Regions from separate parts of the Homo sapiens genome. Here region 2 is linked to region 1. A link is an interaction called in ENCODE POLR2A ChIA-PET data of the cell type or tissue named here. Cell type or tissue: PC-3. All regions are shown on one strand. Each heading gives the region's core, and the rest is flanking DNA. Links, peaks and the distances in the headings are about the cores only.

Region 1 (5,378 bases), core at 152-5,151:
CTCTCTGCAGCTTCTCTGGGCTTCCACACTGTCTCGGGCTCCAGGCCACACCCTCTCGGGCTCCAGGCCACTGGGGAAGGAATCCCTCGACCCCGGGCTGCATCCTGACTTCTGTGGGCCCAAGGAACTTGGCCTTCATGGACCCCTGCACCCCTCCACTTAACAATCTATCAAAAATTACATTTTATAATGGCATTTAGATAGAGATGAGTGTAATCCAAGCTAGATTCATTGTTTTATGTATATTTACTATCCTTCTATTAATTTCTTTCTTCTGATTTTAAAATAAATTGAAATGAAAACATTTCTGTAGGCCCCTAACATTACCATAGGTCCTCAGCCCTGTGCCTATGGAGAATTGGGCTTTGCCCCACCCCCAGATTCTCGGGCAGGGGGTCTTCCCAGAGTCGGCAGGGGGGTCGACACGTACCCTCACAGGCCCGGCCTGCGCGGGAGGGGGTGGCGTCCCTGGTGGTACGGCACTGGCAGGTGTAGGAGCCCTCCAGGTTGATGCACCAGGCAGCCGGTGAGCAGTCGTGTTCCGCGCTGTCCACACACTCGTCCCAGTCTGCCAGGGGGAGACACAATCAAAACCCATGAGAAAACAGCCAAAGAGTGATCAGAAGACAGACCCATGCTGGAAGGAGTCCTTCCTAGCCGTCTTTGCAGTGAACGGCCGGGAGCAGGGGCATTTTGGGGCATCCGTCCAACACTCTCATGACAACCTTACGGCCTGCCTGTGCCCACCTTCACATTGGTTGGCTTATTTGGGGGCAAAGATTAGGAAATGTTCATTCCTTAAATATTAGCACCCATGGGTGTGCATGTAGCCCTCTCTTCTTTATTCTGTTTCCACACCCAAAACTTGAAATGTTTTCTCCTCTCTCTTTGATGTGCCAACATTCTCCAATACTTAGTGTCTCAACCAAGAAATAGGAAAGTAACTGAGCCAGGGGTGGGGACACAGCTGAGTATAACGTGAACTTTCCGCATGGGGGGTGGGGGTCCAGCGGAGTATAACACCAGCTTTCCACGCCGGGGGTGGGGGTCCAGCGGAGTATAACACCAGCTTTCCACGCCGGGGGTGGGGGCCAGTGGAGTATAACATGAGCTTTCCACACCGGGGGTGGGGGTCCAGCTGAGCATAACACCAGCTTTACATGCCAGGAGTGGGGGTCAGCCTGAGTATAACATGGACTTCTCTCGTGGGGGGGGTGGGGGTCAGCCTGAGTACAACATGAACTTCCCACGCCGGGGGTGGGGTCCAGCGGAGTACAACATGAACTTCCCGCGCCATATTCTAGAGCACCCGGGTGTCTCCACAGGTATGTCCCTCCTCCTGTGCCCAAAGACTTGTGATGTCATGTCACCGGGGGGCCCGCCTGAGGGGAATGAAGGTGAGGACAAGGACAATGTAGCTCCCATGGGGTGGCTGAGCCGAGGTCGTCAGGGCCAGGCCCTGCTGGAGGTGACAGTGCCTTCTGCGCGTGCTTCTGTAGAGCTGCGGGTGGAGGTGCTCGGGAACGAACCCACACCCGGCATGCCAGAGAAGTTCCAATTCAGGTGGAATTTAAGCCACGATGCAGGACCAGTTCAGTTCTGGGCAAAGAAAACCCTGCTGCTGAGTGCTCTGAGGCTCGTTTTGTGGGTTTTTTTCTGTTGTGCTTCCTGCGGTCTCCACAGAAGCAGCTTCCCTGGAGAACAGCAAGCTCGTCAGCTGCCACAACAGCTATGCCACCACCCTAGCATGGCCTGGGGGCTGCCTTGCCATCAGAACACTGCTGGTGCCAACCCACACCTCTTCCTGGGGTGCTACTCAACCTCCAGCCTACAGGTAACTCTCCTGGGGGTGCTCCGGGTTGGGGTTGGAGCCTAGGCTGGCTGGGCTGCAGTCCACGGAGGACAGCAGAGGCACCAGGCAAGACGCTGGCTCAAACCACCAAGCACCTGATGTCTATTTTGGGGCGTGGTGATTCACCTAATCTTCACTCCTCCGTCCCCCCAGACAGCTCCCAAGCGAGCTCAGAGGAAGGCGCTGACAGCTGTATTTAGTCTTGCATTAAGCCTTGAGGCTTGCCGGCCCTCCAGTTCAGAGGAAGAGGCAGGTGTGGGAGCAGGAAGAGCTGCCAGTGAGCCTCTGCACCCTCCCGGGCTGGCCAGGCGAGGGCGCAGAGCCAGCGAGAGCCCAGGGCAGGACGCTGCACACTGCTCCCACTGGCCCCGCAGCTGGGACAAGGGCTGAGCCCTCTCCTGGAGCAATGGGGGCAGCTGCTTCAGAGACTCCCAGCCCAGGTGCCCCTCCTGAGCTGGCCCCACCCAGAACAACAAGCTGGAGAGGGTCCAGGAGCAGGTACAGACCCCAGATCTCCTGGGCCACCCTGTCCCAGCAAGGTGCAGGCTCCTCAGTTGGACCATGAGCTGTCTTTCAGGGCCCAGGGCGTCCTCCAGAAGTGATGCCCCTCGGACTCTCCTGGGGGCGTGTGTCAGATTCACACTGGGAGAAAGAGGGCACAGAGCACCTCATCCTAATGCCACCGCAAATGGACGCTGGACAAATAGCGGTACCCGTGAACCTAAGGAAAGGAAGCAGCCTGCAGTAGGTTAGCCTGGCCAGCAGGTGAGGGGGATGGTGACAGCCCTAGGCCAGGATCCTCACTCACGGCCCTTCTCTCACTCTGCAGAGGGGATGGAAAGGGCTCGCGCAGTGGCGAGGCGGGTGGGAGCAGGCAGCAAACTGGAAGCTTTGGGGAGCTCAGCTCCACCTACTCTGGCCCCAGGAAAAGCGGCGTTGATTCCAGAGCCCCAGAAGACCCACAAGGCCTCTTACGCAGAAGGATGCCGGTGGGAGTCCTGCTCCTCTGGCTAAGGTCGGTGCAGAGGGTTCACAGCGGTGCCTCATAGAAGCCCAGTGATGACCCTCACTCTAGAACAAATGCACACTGTATGAGAATCTCTCCTGAGAGCAGATGTTGGGAAAGAGAAGGAATAGGGGCCGTGCTGTTAGGAGCAAGAGATTGAATGGAAATGATGTGAGGGGTTCAAAAAGGAGCCCCGTGAGGCGGAAGGACCAGTGGGAACCCAGGGGTTGCTAGGAGACCTTCCTAGATGAGCTCTCATCCAAGATATGAAAGTTAATCCTGGAAGAGTTAGCCCTGAACGCTGGAGGGGCCATCAGAAATGCACTGTCGCCATGCACAGGCACTGGGCTAAACCCACACAGGCATTGTGCCTTAATTTACTCCATCGCCATAGGAGGTGGGATGTTGCTGTAATCTCATTCCACAGATGAGTATACTGAGGCCCAGGGAGAGGAAGTCATTTGTGCAGCATCCCACAGTGAGTGAGTGTCAGAGCTGGGATTCCAACCCGTTCCGCCTCACTCTAACCTCTTCCTATGGGGCAAAGTGAGCAGGAGGTTTGGCCGCCGCTGTGAGGGTGCAACTCATAGGCGCGGGGGGCGGCTCAGCCTCCAGGCCTCCCAGCACATGGTACGTACCTCCTGGGGAAAGACCGAACACATGGCCACCTACACAGCCCACCGTGACTGGCGCAGGAAACCCCAGGCCCCGGGATGGACGGCCTAAGGGTAAAGATAAGGTCACGACAACCTGACCCCTCCACGGGCGAACAGCGCCTCATCTATCGGGGTTGGGACATGTGGACGCACCGGCAGGGAGTGCTCCTGAATGACTGAGGAATGCTCTAGTTGTGCCAACAACATTATTTCTAGGTGGACCACAGCGCAAATACCTTTTCTTCTTCAGAGGAGCTCTTTTTGTGTTTTCGTTTCTTGTTTTTTTTGCCGAGTAATATCAAATGTCTTCTTCTACAGATCCTCGCCGTGAAGGTGGGGCTCTCAGCGGGGGTGGATGTCCCCCTGTAAGCTGGGCTCAGGCCTCGTGCTGCCTCCCCAGGCAGGGGCGGTGCCCCATGGTTGCTCCCCCGACTCTGGCGTCCGAAGACACCAGTAGTCATGGAGTCAAAAGAGTGCAGAGGCAGGGCCGCCTCCCCGGCCATGCACGGCCTGAGGCGTCACCATCACTGGCCACACAGCTGACCCCCCAGCTCAGGAGACCTGCCCGCACCAGCACCTCAGCTCTGAAATGTGGAGGAAGCAGGCCACAGCCTGCCCGGGACCCTGCCGGGCAAGAGCCTGCAGAAGGAGCTTAATAACTTCTGCAGGACCACTGAACAGCGTGGGGAGTGGGGTGCTGCGAATGCTTACAATGGATTCATCCAGTCCTAGAGGTGCAAGACACGGGTCTCCTGTGGCTGCCATCACAAACACACCAGCTGGGGGGCCTGAAACAGCACAGATGTATTCCCGCCGTTCCGGAGGCGAAGTCCAAACTCCAGGTGTCAGCAGGGCCGCCCTCCCTCTGGGGCTCTAGGAAAGGGGCTTTCCCAGGCCTCTTCCAGTGTCTTATCTTGTGGCTCCAGGAGTCCTTTGGCTTGTGGCTGCATCACTCCAATCTTGGCCTCTGTGTCTGTGTCTCCTCCTCTTGTCTCGTATAAGAACACTTGTCACTGAACTTCAGGCCAACCCAAATCCAACGGCAGGAGGACCTCATCTTGACATCCTTAACTTAATCGTGTCTGCAAACACCCTTATTCTAAATAAGGTCACATTCTGAAGTTCCAGGTGAACATATCTTTTTGGAGGGGGCCACCATTCTACCCACGACATCCCTGCTGCCGAGGTTCTCATTTGGCAGGGATCTGGAATCGCCTGAGCCCTAGTCCCAGAGGATGGGAGGAGGGAGGCAGGGAGGTGTGGAGGGCGGGCTGGGTGGCATCCACCTGAAGGCTGGATCCGCCTGAAGGTTGGATCACGGGGTCACACACTGAGGACCCTGCTGGGGGCATACCCTGTGGACCCCAACCTCAGGCCCTACCCTGCAGCCCAGCTAGGTGGGATCTTACCAGGTACAGGGGCCACTGTAGTATCCCCATCCTTAGGGAGTGCCAAGTGAACAGAGTAACCCCAGGCCGAGGTTTCCAGGCATGACTTCAAAGAGTAGATCCCCCCACACCCAACCCAGTTCTTCCCGGCACCTCCTGGTGGGGGAAGGTTGGGACAGGAAGCCAGCACGTGGCTGAGCTCCAAGACCCAGCACCCCGGGAGACGACCAGAGAGGTGCCCACTCCACAGATTGAGCCCAAAACTGGAGCTTGTGGATCTAGAGACTGTGTGTGCCCTCACAGCCAGGAGAGAACTCCGTGCCTGCTGCAGGACAGCAAGAACCTGGTCTCCGTGCCTTTCTGTCTCTCTCTTTATCTCTCTGTCTCTTTGTGTCTGTCCTGTGTCCATGACCTCCTGCTTCAAGGCAACACCAAGTAAAATGAAATAACACACAGCGTAATGAAATAGACCCACA
Region 2 (5,378 bases), core at 200-5,199, 220 kb before region 1:
ATGCCTCCATGACTGCAGCTTTCTTATCAACACTGACCATATCATCTTCTTCTTTTGTAACCTCCCACAGCACCTGGACTGAAGGCTGTGCACACAGTGGATGTTAAATAAATATTGACTGATATTCTTTGTTCAATAATACTTCTGTCCATAGGAACTCAACAAATCTTAACTCTTTGGTAAAACTCCTTAAGACATTGAAAAACAAGATATCATATGAGTGCCACGGAAGTATGAATAATGTATTAAGGAGAGTTGGTATTTAGCTTCTTGCCATTTGATATGTAAAACAGGGCTATTATAAGTCTTGAGAACATGGGCTGCCTCTATAATGAAGAGCCACCAGGAGGCATTGGCAATTAAGGTAGGCTCTTGCCTGAAGATGTTGCCATATTTTGTGATCTCACACTTTGCTTTCAGTTCCTGGATGGAGTAAACAGTGAATGAGATGAATACATTACAGCAGGGAAAAAGCATCCTTTGAAACATGGAGCTGATGGTGAGTAGGAAGAGTCAAGTGAGAGGCATGCCTGCCTCAAACCTAAGAAATGTCCACAGGGCACCTTTAGCACAAACCACCCAGAGTCCTGTGGACACCAGCCCTGGAAAGGTAGCCGACTGTAAGGGGCTCCTCCTCCACACAGGGAAATCACCCTTTTCTCTGCACAAACAGGGAAGCCCCAGGGTAAGGCTCCAGAGGTCATGTGTGGTTTCCATCTGGGCCATCTCATACAGTCACTTTGCAGTTCTGATAGTCCCACCATGTTTTTGTTTTGGTAGACAACATATTTCTTAAGGGTGGGCCCTGCTTTCAATTTCTTTTGAATTCCCTAAAAACTACTCTCTAGTCATCTAGGCTAACAATTGCAGAGAATGTGGTGGGATTAGGCACCAGCTATGGTTGCATTTTATGAGATGTAAGGTACTTTCAATTCTGACCATTCTATTTCTAGATTCCCATGAAAAATCAAAGAGACCGTTTCTTCTCCTCTAGTGGTGAGCAGCCACCAATGACCCTTCTTCTCTTTGAACAAAGTAATGGTCATTTTCAAGAAGTCAGAAAAATAATCTTTAGTTTATGTTCTCTGACAGACTTCGAGGGGAGGGATGACCTGGGGCACAGCATGGGTGACACACCCATGGTGCATTTGATCCAGAGATTACTTGTATTAAACATTGACTCTTTCTAGTGCTTCTCCACTGGGATGTTAATTCCCTCTCTAGTTCAAGCTCCTTGCTTGTCCAGGACACAGTCAGGCACTCATCCTCAGGTGGATCTGTCGACTCTGCTAATATAGAGAGAAAGTTGAGATTGCACTGCAGGGGCCCAAAGACCTGGGAATTAAAATTTTAAAATGTGAAAGGACTTAAGACTTTTATTTGCCATCAAGCTGGATGCTTCTGGGATTTAAAAGTGGTTGTAAGAGTTAAAGAAAGAGGAAAGAAATGCAAAAAGTGGCTCAACAGTCAAAGACAGGTTGATTTTGGAGAATAAACCTGAGAGGGGCTTCTGGTCACTTTGGTCAGGAGCACTCTCTCTTACAGACTAAGAGTATTTATTGGTTTTAGGGTGAGAGCTTATCACAAGCTTGGAATGTTTCCGTGTTGGGGAGAACTTTATGGTGGGGTTGGAATGTCTCTGGCTGGAGGGGAGGTTATCTTGGGCCTGGCATGCCTCTGGTCGGGGAGGAGTTTATTTCTTATGGTTGGAAAGTTTCTGGTCAGAGATGTCATTTGTGGTTTATGGTCCTGCTGACCTTAGCCATTAGGCTGATGCCCTTTGGATTTAGGCAGTTTTTGATCAAGGTGAACTTTAAAATGGCGGTGCTTGTCCAAGATGGCAATGCTCCTACTCTGTCAGTGGTCCCTTCCCCATCCCTCACCAGATAAACCCCTGGGGTATTGGCCAGGCAACCGGGATGAAGCATGAGAATGGCCCCCAAACCAGGACCCATGTGCCACTCCCAGCCTCAGGGCTGGCTTCTCCCAGCCTCTCTCACACCCAGCAGCTGGGACTTGCTGCCCACACCACCTGCGTTATTTGGATTTCTTTAAATAAAAATTTTAAATAGCCATATGTCAAATGCCTTTCCTTGAATGGTATCTAATGTAGTGTCATCTATATATGTGCTACCCAGATTCATCAACTTGTCAGTTACTTATGCCTTGATGCCTCTCACTTTAAAAATGCCTCTCATTTTAAAAAGAAATAAAATCATAAAAGTACTCCTTTAATCCATCCTTTTTCCTCCCTCCCCAGAATTAACCACTCTTCCTGAGTCAGTGGGCATTATTCCCATGATACCCATAAACAATACATGGTATTATTTTGTTGTTTTTTAAAATAATCAGAAATGGTATCCTAGTATGCAGCCTTTTCAACTTATATCTTATTTTTAACTTTTGAAATGTATTTGCATTAATAAAAATATATTTGCTTCATTCATTTTAACATGTGTATAATATTCCACAGGATTCAATCCCCAATTGATAGGCAACTAGGTATAATGTTTCCAGTTTCTTTCTATCAGAACAATACGGACTTCTTCAATTTACTGGCTGTTGTCAAAATGCTTGCCAAAGAGGGTGTGTCAATTACCTTTTTGCCAGATTTGCATAAGAGTTTCTATTTCTCCACAACTTGTCGACATTTGGTAATCAGTGCAATCTGATGTTAAGTAAAGTGATATTTTAACATTGGTTTATTTGTAATTCCTTGACTTTTTGTGAGGTTGAGCTTCTTTCCATATCCTTATTGACTACCTAGCTTTTCTTTTCAGTGGCAATCCTATTTGTATATTTAAAAAATCATGTTATTTGTCTTTTTCTCACTGGTTTGAAGGAGTTCTTTACCTATCCTTTATAGCAATCCTTTGTCAGTTACATGGGTTTCAAATATCTTTTCCTAGTTCATGACTAGACTTTTTTTTTTACTCCTCTATCATGTCTTGATGAATAGATATCCTTAATTGTAATTGAGTCAGATTTATCAACTGCACCTTCATGATTTGTGCTATTTTAGAGCATCCTTTAAAAAATCTATTTAAAAAATTCTTTAAAACAAGGTTACAGGAAACAAAGTTAATATACAAAAATCAATGGTGTTCATATATTAGCAACAGGCAATTGAAAATCAAATGATCTTCCTTGAATAAAGACAGTTTTCCTTCTTCCTTTCTGATCTTTATGCCTTTTATTCCTTGCTTTATACCATTGCTAGAAGCACCATTACAATGTTAAATAAAAGTGATGAGAGTGGGAATTCTTGCTTTGGCCTAGATTTTAGGAGGAGAATATTCAATATTTCACCAGTTAGTATAATGTTGTATTTTTTGTAGATTTCCTTTATTAGCTTAAGAATGATCTCTTTATTCCGAGTTTTCTGGGAATTTTTATCATGTATCAGTGTTAATTTTGTTAAACGCTTTTTACACATTCATTGAAATGATTACATGTTTTAAAATTTTTTTCTGTTAAACTGCATTGATTATTTGATGTTAAACTCTACCTTGTTTTTCTTAGAAAAAAAAATCTACATCTTGACATATTGTTTTTATATCTTGCTGGGTTGAATTTGCTAATATTTTTATAAGTATTTTTCAATCTGTGTTGATGTTGCTCTTTCATTATTCATAATATATTTGTCAAGTTTTCATATTAGGCTTATGATGGCCTCATAAAGTGAGTCGGAAAATATGCCCAGCTCATCTTTTTCCTAGGTTTGTATGGATTAAAGGTCTTCATTTGTGTTTGGTAGAATGCAACAGTGAAACCACTCAAGCCTGCGATTTTCTTTGTAGGAAGGTTTTTGATAGCAACTTCAAAATTTTTAATAGACATAAGACTATTTAGGTTTCCTATTTTTTGTCTGTGTCCATTTTGGTAAATTGTGTTTTACAGGGAATTTGTTCATTTCATATTTAAGTTACCAAATTTGTTGGTATTAAGTTACTCTAAATATTATCTAGTTATCCTTTTAATGTCTGTACCATGATAGTAATAGCCTATCTTTCATTCCTGATGTTGGTAGCTTGTGTTTTCTTTATTTTTTCTCCTGACCAGTCTCGTTAGAGGTTTATCTTTTAAAAAGAAATATCTTCTCAAAGATTCAGCATTCTTAATTTTTTCTCTGGCTTTTTTTTTTTTCTTTTTTTTGAAAGAGTTTCACTGTCACCCAGGCTGGAGTGCAGTGGCATAATCTCGGCTCACTGCAGTCTCCGCCTCCCAGGTTCAAGAGATTCTCGTGCCTCAGCCTCTTGACTAGCTGGGATTGTAGGTGTGCATCCCAATGTCCAGCTAATTTTTTTGTATTTTTAGTAGAGACAGGGTTTCGTTTTGTTGGCCAGGCTGGTCTCGAACTCCTGGCCTCAAGTGATCCTCCCACCTCAGCCTCCCAAAGTTCTGGGATTATAGTCATGAGCCACCATGTCTGGCCACTTTTTTTTTTTTTTTTTTCTGATTTCACGCTGTCAGACTTTATGATATTGTCCCACAGGTAGTTGGGGCTTTGTTCATTTCTTCAACCTTTTTTTTCTTTCTATTCTTCAAACTGGATAATTTAAAGTGTGCTATCTTTTACGTTAATTGACTTTCCTCTGTCATCTTCACTTTACTCTAAGACTTCAATACGTTTTACTTTCATGTACATATTTACTATTCTTTCATTTACTTATTTATTTAGTTTATATTCACTGTAGATTTATTATTCACACATATACTTCTCAGTTCTTTTTGTTTTTTTCTTGAGACAGAGTCTTGCTCTGTTGCCCAGGCTGGAGTGCAGTGGTGTGATCTTGGCTTACTGCAACCTCCATCTCCTGGGTTCAAGTGATTCTCCTGCCTGAGCCTTCCAAGTAGCTCAGACTACAGGTGTGCACCACTACACCCAGCTAATTTTTTGTTTTTTGTATTTTTTAGTAGAGACGGGGTTTTGCCATGTTGGCCAGGCTGGTCTTGAAATCCTGACCTCCCGTAATCCACCCGCCTCAGCCTCCCAAAGTGCTGGGATTACAGGCATGAGCCACCACACCTGACTCCCCTCAGTTCTATACTTTCTACTTGGTTATTTTTACACAGTTTTTAAATTTTCTTTTTCTGGGATTTTCTATTTTTACATACATTATAAGCAATATTTCTTTATTTCCTCAAGCATACTTATACTAATTGTTTTAAAATCTTTATCTGGTCATTGCAATGTCTGGGTCATCTCAGGTTGATGGCTTTTTTTCTCTTCAGAACGCATGAGACATTCCTGTTGGTTGTGTGTTTAGTAATTTCCGATTGTGGCCAGGACATTGTGTTGCTACGTTGTGGGGAATGCAGATTCTGTTCTATTCCTCTGAAGATAGTTGTGTTTGCCTGTTTATTTATTTTGTATG

The links. ChIA-PET counts read pairs that join two places held together with the same protein. Peaks named below come from ENCODE experiments on the same cell type or tissue, not always from the same donor. Only the 100,000 strongest peaks of a DNase experiment are listed, where the experiment ranks them.
Region 2: POLR2A ChIA-PET joins it to region 1 with 6 read pairs; 3 of 35 experiments call an interaction of 5 or more read pairs at or near these places.

Annotation. Positions count from the first base shown.
Region 1 is chr21:42,104,752-42,110,129 of GRCh38, reverse strand. It overlaps UMODL1 (uromodulin like 1), which reads right to left. Exons shown (of 23, transcript NM_001004416.3): 10 at 431-568. UMODL1-AS1 (UMODL1 antisense RNA 1) reads left to right here and starts at 1,596. Exons shown (of 2, transcript NR_027243.1): 1 at 1,596-1,834. RefSeq lists a silencer at 2,057-2,351 and an enhancer at 2,328-2,447. In PC-3, for the core only: a CTCF peak has its summit at 2,155 (motif pointing right); a DNase peak (open chromatin) is centred at 2,149.
Region 2 is chr21:42,325,815-42,331,192 of GRCh38, reverse strand. No RefSeq gene overlaps it. Among named protein-coding and RNA genes, the nearest start is that of TFF3, 13 kb to the right of the region's middle. In PC-3, for the core only: no CTCF peak of the experiment used is centred there; no DNase peak of the experiment used is centred there; H3K27me3 peaks cover 770 bases.